Regions from separate parts of the Mus musculus genome. Here region 2 is linked to region 1. Evidence: chromatin loops called from intact Hi-C (ENCODE). Cell type or tissue: heart. All regions are shown on one strand. Links, peaks and the distances in the headings refer to the core of each region. The heading gives the core; the rest is flanking DNA. Region 1 has its middle 160 kb from the start of Gm38996. Region 2 has its middle 200 kb from the start of Gm34052.

Region 1 (4,403 bases), core at 252-4,251:
AATCCCAAGCAGTAAAAGAACTTCAGGGGGAATTACCATCCTTGACTTTAAGCTGTGCTACAGAGCAATAGTGATAAAAACTGCATGGTATTTGTACAGAAACAGACATGTTGATCAATGGAATAGAGTCAGAGACCCAGAAATAAACCCATGTACCTATGGACATTTGTTTTTTGACAAAGAAGCCAAAACTGTACACTGGAAAAAAGAAAGCATCTTCAACAAATGGTGGTGGTCTAACTGGATGTCTACAAGTAGAATAAGGAAGATGGATCCATAATTATCACTTTGCACAAAAGTCCAAGTGCATCAAGGACTTCAACCTAAAACCAGATACATAAATCTAATAAAAGAGAAAGTGGGAAACAGTTCAAATGTACAGGAGACGATTTCTTGAACAGAACACCAATGACTCAAGCTCAAAGATCAACAATTGATAAATGGGACCTCATGAAACTGAAAAGCTCTGTAAGGCAAAGGACACTGCCAATAGGACTAAATGGCAGCCTACATATTGGGAGGTGATTTTAACCAACTCTACATCTATCAGGGGTTAATATCCAAAATTTATAAAGAACCCAAGAAGTTAGACACTCACAACTCAAATAACCTAATTTAAAAATGAGATACAGAGCTAAACAGAGAATTTTCAACAGAGGAATCTCAAATGGCCAAGAAGCACTTACAGAAATCTTCAAAGTCCTTAGTTACCAGAGAACTACAAATCCAAACAACTCCACCTTACATCCATCAGAATAGCTAAGATAAAAAACTCTAGAGACAGTGCATTCTGGCAAGGATGTGAAGCAAAGGGAACACTCCTCCATTGCTGGTGGAAGTGCAAACTTGTACAGCCACTTTGGAAATCAATTTAGTGGTTTCTCAGAAAACTGAAAATCCTTTTACCTCAAGACCTAGCTAGACTACTCTGGGCCATATACCCAAAAGATGCTCCAACATCCCACAAAGACACTTCCTCAACTATTTTCATACCAGCTTTATCCATAATAGCCAGAAACTGTAAGTAACCTAGATGTCCCTCAGCTAAAAGAATGAATAGAATAAATGTGGTACATCTATTCAATGGAGTACTATTTGGCTATTAAAAACAAAGACATCATGAATTTTGCAGGTAAATGGGTGGATCTTACCTGAGTAAGGTAACCCAGGCCCAAAAGGACATGCATGGTATGTGCTCACTTATAAGTAGATATTTGTCATAAAATACAGGACACCCATGCTGCACTCCACAGACCAAAGAGGCTAATCAAGAAGGAAGGCACAAGCAAGGATGCTTGAAGTTCATTTAGAAGGAGGAATATAATTGTCATAAGATGCAGGTGGGGAACTGGGTGGGAGAAGGGATGAGGAGTGGAATGGAGGGGGGTCAGGATCAGATGTGTGGAAAGATTGGCCGATGGCTATGAGAATGAATGGAAATCTGCAACTGGTAGGGATGCAGAGGTTGGGAGACATCTCCAGGATGTGACAGAGACCTGGGGTAAGGGAGGAGCCCAAGAATCAATGGGGGTAACCTTAGCTGCGACTCACAGCATTGGAAATAAGGAGATTGGAGATAATGGCCAAATCTTGTAACCAGGCATGAAAACCCCTCCCTCCCCATAGAGCAATAGGAACACCATTCTACCCATAAAACTTTCCACCCCAAATTTATCCTGTTTACAAGAAATGCAAAGACAGTGGATGGAGCAGAGACTGAGGGAATGGCCAACCAATAACTGCTGAAACTTGACACCCTTTCATGAGCAAGCACTGTATAAATGATCCCTGATTATATTAATGATACTCTGTACAAACAGGAGTCTAGCATTGCTGTCCTCTGAGAGGTTCCACTCAGCAGCTGACTCAGACAGATGCAGATACCCACAGCTAAAGAGTGAATGGAGCTTGGGATTCATATGGAAGAATAGGGGGAAGGATTGCAGGCCCTGAAGGGAATAGAAACTCCACAGAAAGACCAACAGAGTCAACAAACCTGGACCCTTGGGGCTCTCAGTGACTAAACCACCAACCAAAGACTATACCCAGGTTGTACCTAGACTACCCTGCACATATGTAGTAGATGTGCAGCTTTGTCATCATATGGATCTGAACAACTGGAGTGGGGGCTATGACAAAAGCTGTTGCTTGTCCTTGGGTTATGTTCTTCTAGCTGGGCTGCCTTGTCTGGCCTCAGTGGGAGAGGAAGGTCCTAGCCTAGCCCATCCTGACTTGATGTGCCAGAATGGGAGAGATCTAAAGGGCCACTACCTGCTCAGAAGAGAAGAGGAGGGAGTGGGAGTTAGGATTATGGGAGAGGGTGACAGGGAGGGGGGCAGTGAGCGGGATGTGAGCGGATGAGTTAAAAGAAAGGAAGGTAATGGGGTATATTTTGAAAGGTGGTACTGAAATGAAAGTATCTGTGCAGAAAGCCCAGCCAGCCAATAGGAGGCATCACTCAGGATGATTGGGTAAAGCCTGGACTCTTTTAGTGGCTGTGGGATCAAAGTGGTTATTGTCTAAATGGTGATCCAGGATAATTTGTCACAGGATCAGGTGGATACAGGGACATTCAGGGACATGGTAAGTCAGAGTGTTACTGAAGTAAGTGTGGACTGTGGATCCTTACACGCAGGTGCGTCATAGTCAGGTCTAAGAAGTTGTTCCCAGGGTCCAGAATGTGACTCTAGCCCACAAATGCTCCAGCTGTGCTAAGGATGGCCTCAGTCCAGAGAGTGAGAGAAAGATAAACATTTAGTTTTTGTATTAAGAAAAAAAAACTTAAATTACAAAATAGCTCATGTTAATTATACAGAATTAGGAAATACAGATAAGCAAAAAACAATTTAGAAAATCCATGATATTACCAGTACTAACAAGTCTTAACACAACAGTATGTTTCCTTTCTACGGTTTAACCAGGTGGACACATTCTTGAAGGGTTGAGGGATAGCATAGTGCGCCTAACATACACAAGGCCCCAGATCAATTCCTGGCACCACTAACACACAGTTAGAATATATAGTTTTAATAAAGTAGGACTGTGATTTTAAGAGTTAATTGTCAACACAATCTAGAGTGACCTTGAAAACAGGACTCTGAGAATATCTGTGAGGGACTATCTTGATTATGTTGACTGAAGTCCAGCCTCCTGTGAGAGACTTGGTGTCCTGAACAGAATCACAAGGGAAAATGAGCTGAGCACACATTAATTCATTGCCCTCTGCTTTCTGATGTGGGAGCAATGAGATCAGTGGCTTCAAGCTCCTGCTGCCTTGGCTTCCTCATCCTGAATCTAGAATTATGAAACTGAAATAAACCATTTATCTGTAAAAATAAATTAAAAATTTGGATTCATGTTAGATGGTTGGTAGATGATAGGTAACAGATGACAATGGATGGCAGATGATGTGGATAGATGATTGGTAAATTATATATAATGAATTATACATGATGTGTCCACCAACCAGTGATACTATTAGTGCAAGAATTTTATTGTTGTTTTTTATTTTTTGAAGATATAATGTCACTTTGTGACAATGATTGTTATATAATTGTCTCTTTGTCCTATTCCAACTATTGAACCAATTGGGCCAATTTAAATAAATTGTATTTCAAGCTTTAAATAAAAGAAGTCATATTACTTTTTTTTTTTATTTTAGAGATAGAGTCTCACTATGTAACCTGGCTGACCTGGAATTTACTATGTAGACTAGCTTGGCATCAAAGATCCTCTTGTCTTTGCCTCTTGAGTGCTAGGGTTAAAGGTGAGTATCACATCCCAGGCCCAGACATTACTTCCATTGAGATTAATATCCCAGTACCTAATTAGCTTTCACTAAGTCCCATCTCTTTAAAGCTCTCCTCTGTCTTCACATTGCCACCCTAAGGATGAGCCTCTAGAGTATGCATGTTAGGCACCCACTCATACCATACCCAAAGTATGACAGCCATCCTTGCTCAGAGGATGTGAGATGGCACCTCAATGAACCTATAGTTTACTATCTATATGTGCTCTATTTGTCATCCTTTATTTTTCTTTGCTGATCATTATGTGAATGGAATTCTGCCTTATGTAACTTTGGAGACTGGCTCCACTAGAGAGTAAAATCTATCTCAACTTCAGTTTTGTGACTATATGTGTAAGATGTCACTCCTTTTTATGTCTTAAATTGCATTCCACCATGTGTGTGTTTTCTTAGTTGCTTATCATTTTTCAGCTACAGAGTATTCCAGTTGATTCTAGCTTTCCAACATTCATACATAGATTCATTTAAAAGTTATTTTCCCCTTTATTTTATTCGTATAAAGTGTTTTGTCTGCATATGTAGCTGTGTACCATGTGCATGCAATGCCCTTAGAATCTGTAACAAAATATCAGATGCCCTAAAACTGGAGTTGCAA
Region 2 (4,403 bases), core at 167-4,166, 71 kb before region 1:
GGGAAGTACATAAGAGTCTGAAGTAGTAGATATCAATCAACCCAGGCAGGCCAGTCTGAGCTACAGATCAAGACTTTGTCTCAGACACAAGGCAAACAAAAGCAGATCAAAACTAACAACAAATGAACAAAAAATAGAAATGCTGGTATAGACTACTTGCTTAATAAACTGTATGACTTGGTTTTGATGCCCAGTATAGAAAGAAAAGTTGGATATAATTGTGAGTATGAATTTTATTTTGATACTCAGAACCAAGTTTTATTAGAACTTAAACACATTTCCTACTTAATATTTAAGGAAGTGTCTTTTTCATGGTAAAGTCATTATATAAGTAATCAGAAGTATAATAAAAATGTGCATGTGAGTGAAAGAGCTTGTGATATAACCAACATGGCTCTGTAGTTAAAAGTAGCCAAACCTAACACTCTGAGTTTAATCCCTGGTACCCACCTGGTGGGAGGAGAGCAATATCTCCCAAAAGGTTTCCTCTGAATTGCCTAAACATGCTTGGCACACGTGTAAACCCCCTCCCCAAATAAATAAATAAATAAATAAATAAATAAATGTAATAATACATTTGTAAAAGAGTATGTGCTCTATTATAAAAATGGTTTCATGTACTCCACAGTGATTATGTGTTCTCTAATCATAAGGAACCAACAGGAGGAGACCAGATATATAGACATATTTCCCTGGCACAAACAGGATATAAACAGGATATCAGGAAATGGGTCAAACATCCCAGATAGTAACAGAATGAAGGACATGGGACAAAAACCGTGTAGTCATCTGTTCAGATCCAAGTGGCAAGGGATATGCTCATGTAGGAGGAATGCACAGCAGGAGTGACACACAGGACATGCAGACATCAGATGACAGAAGAGACAAAGCTGCAGATGGGTCAGAGCTCTGGAATTTGGCTGAGGCCTGAGGGCATGGTTGTTTAATTTCCGAGTGTGCCAAATTCTTCACCATTTCTGCTCTTCCACTTTTATGTATTTGAAAATCAGGGCTTTCAGAACCATGTTTTAGTATTGCTTGGAAAGAGGAAGAGAAGGAGGAGGAGGAGGGGGAGGAAGAAGAAGAGGAGGAGGAGGAAGATGAGGAGACGATATTATAATAATCATTATTATTGTTTTAATAGATGATGCCTCAGAAACATCTGACAGACACACTCAAAATATAATTCTTAGCTCATGCTAAAGTGGGGTAGATCATGTTCAGCTTTCAACCAATAAGCTTGAGTCTAGAATCTTCTCTTTCCCCCAACTATGACTCCTGACAAAAGTATATTTGATTTGAGAAAATAATTCACTACACTCCGTTTCCAGGGCGAGTATGGTGGGTGGTGTCTATTCAGGGAAGTTCTAGATGCTTATCTCTCTGCCTGGCTGCCTCAGAGATGTGATCAGTACACTGGTTTTAATGATTCTAGTAAATGAAATATTGATGTTTTTAGAACAGGAGCCTGTGACACTAAGCAAATGTGCCTCTCTAAAGAAACTGTCTAGATATGCTTAAGTCATTTTGAATTAACTAAGTCACTAGCCCTTTTCCAATTAGCAGTAGCTATTTTCCCGTACAGATAAAAACTAAATATTTTATTGGTCGTTACAAAAAAAAAATCCCATGTTTTAAGTAGGAAACAGATTTGTGTTTCTTTCTCCACAAATGTGATATCCATCAGATACTGGGTCGTGAGGATAAATTAGACCATCACTTGGCAGGGGAAGCACACATTACAGCTAATGGGCTGCAGATAAGCCCTCTCCAAGTCCCAGGAAAAACTGCGTCAAAGTCTGTTGTGGAACTGGAGGCAGTTCTGTGAGATTCAGCGTCTCAGTAGTAGACTGAGACTGACTTTACAGAAAAGCATTTAAGCTCTTCAGGACGTTAGCCTCTCATAGTGTAAGGTGCCAAGATAACTTCAGACCATTCTAAGACCAAGGGGCTTTGCTTGCTAGCTCATAGTTTGTCCCGTTTTTATTTTACTTTATTATTTTTTCAAGTTTTTATTTTCTTTATTAATTTCATGGTCTGGTGAGATACTCAGCTAAGAAAGTCTACGATTGATGTCTGCCATTTAACTGAGCAACAAAACCGCAGAGCTGGCAGCCAATAAGTGGGTTAGTGAAACGGACAGACAGCTCTCAAAAGAAGAAACACAAATAGCCAAGAAATGCTTTTTAATATGTCCAACAATCTTAGCTATCATTGATGCTCTGAGAAAGGAAACTTGTCCACTACTGGGGGAGTAGACGGCACTGAAAAGCTTTAAAGCTATACACACCTACATTTCACAGTGAAGTTAAATCAGAAATTAGTAATTAAAAGGTATCTATACTTGAGTAATTAAAGGCTAAACTACTTATGTTTAGTAAACAAGGAAGAAAAGACAAAAGTAGAACTAGAAAATATTTACAAATATTTGAAAATGTTTGAACATAAGGAAAACGCCATAATCCTGGGTCATAAAGCCATAAAGCTGGCCACCAGTTAAAGGCCTGCTTGAGCTACATAGTGAGTTCCAGGCAAGCCGGGACTACAAAGTTAGACGGGGTCTCAAAAACATAATAATCACGGAAATTTAAAAATAAAGAAAACTTAGCATAGAACAGTGGATGGACTCACACCCAGGAGCATATGGGTAGCACAAATTGATGCTGATGGGCTTTTAAATATGGAGGGAAGGGAGGATGGAGAGAAAGAGACAGAGAGACAGAGACAGGCAGAGACAGAGAGCAGTTGAGTGGTCGAGGAGCTGAGAATAGATCTGGGAAAAGTCTGGGATACTGCTCTAAGAACTATTGCTTGGAGTGTGAATATGATCTAAATACACTGTATAAAATTCTCATAATTAATAAAAATCGATAATAAAAAAGAAAATATAAATAAAAAACATTTTAAATTATGTTAAAATTTCCTTAAGAATACCACCAAATGATACGAGACATCAGAAAATTACACATTTAAAAAAAAAAAAACCTAAACTAAACAATTACACTCAGAACTACCAACAATTGTTTAGAGAAATGAAAGAGCTGATTAAATAATTGAAGAAGTCTGAATGAGATACTCCAATGCTTTAAAATACAAGTGTCTTCTGGTTGTATTTCAATGCAATGCAAATAAAACACAATAAAACTTCTTGGTCATGTTTCCTAAATGGTTCTGAGCTGTGAACTGCATATATACCCAAGCTCTAGGTAAGTAAGGGAGGGAGGACTGCTGTGTGGTGAAGGCTAGGAGAGGGCTTCTGTTGCTGTGAGATTTCAACAGATATTTTAATGCATGAGCAGTCAGTAGAATGTAGTTCTGGTGTATGGCTAGCCTATAGATCAATGGAGCACCAAACATAGAAGTGTATATATACATCTCATCAATTGATTAGAATTTGAAGTTACTTTAATGGGGAAAGCAGTGTCTTTTTAATAAATGGAGCAGTGACAGTAAGCAATCATATAGGTAAACAGGAGTCTCCATCCTTTCTTCACACCACATAGAAAAATCATCTTAAAATGAGCCACAGACTTAAGTGTTAAGGCTTCCTGGGCCTCACAGTTAAAAACAAAACTCTAACGTTCTGGAACACAAGGAAAACAAATCCCTTGGGCTGGGCAGAGATCCATTAGAACACAAAGTACACTGACTGTGATAGCAAAAGAATAATACATTTGAGTTCTCCAAATGAAAACTTTCATCTTCTAAAGAGACTGTTTAGAAACTAAAAATGTAAATTGTTGACAGACTATCTTTGGCAAAATACAACCTGAGAAAAGAAGGTCCTATGTCTGCAGAATGTTTAAAGGACACATGACTCAGAATAAAGAGATGGACACCTCAATGAGAGATCAGAGATGGTTGAATGAGAAAATGAAAAATTTGACAGCGTTTCTCTGTGTAGCCCTGGCTGTCCTGGAACTCACTCTGTAGATCAGTCTGGCTTCGAACTCAGAAATCCTCCTGCCTCTGCCTCCCAAGTGCTGGGATTAAAGGCCTGCGCCACCATGCCCGGCCAGGCTGGACATTTCTAATCTCAGTGTTAACTAAACTCCACTTGGGGCTAAGCTTGGTGGTGATGGTGGTGGTGGTGGCGGCACCTGGGATCTCAGGGGGTTATCTTGAATTTGAGGCCAACTCAGGTCACATAGAGACTGTGTCTCAAGAAATTCAATAAAATCACTTCCAATGGTCTTTTTAATCTGGGGCATACTAAAAAGCAAAGAGGAGTAGATGGACTCCTCGATTTTAAGTATGTCTTACTGGTCTGAAGCAGGCTGTTTGTTGTACATAAAGGTTTATTTAAAAGAACTGGCTCTCATAAAGATTTGAATGGATGCTGCAATGTTTCCAATAGTTGTTGCCAGGTTTACCACAGCACAGGGCATCCCTCAGTAGCTTAG

What was found. Peaks named below come from ENCODE experiments on the same cell type or tissue, not always from the same donor. Only the 100,000 strongest peaks of a DNase experiment are listed, where the experiment ranks them.
Region 2: a loop joins it to region 1, with 2.7 times the contacts of the local background. A loop is called at or near these places in 1 of 42 quality-filtered maps.

The regions. Positions count from the first base shown.
Region 1 is chr7:40,135,313-40,139,715 of GRCm38, forward strand. No RefSeq gene overlaps it. Among named protein-coding and RNA genes, the nearest start is that of Gm38996, 160 kb to the right of the region's middle. In heart, for the core only: no CTCF peak of the experiment used is centred there; no DNase peak of the experiment used is centred there.
Region 2 is chr7:40,063,969-40,068,371 of GRCm38, forward strand. No RefSeq gene overlaps it. Among named protein-coding and RNA genes, the nearest start is that of Gm34052, 200 kb to the left of the region's middle. In heart, for the core only: no CTCF peak of the experiment used is centred there; a DNase peak (open chromatin) is centred at 1,753.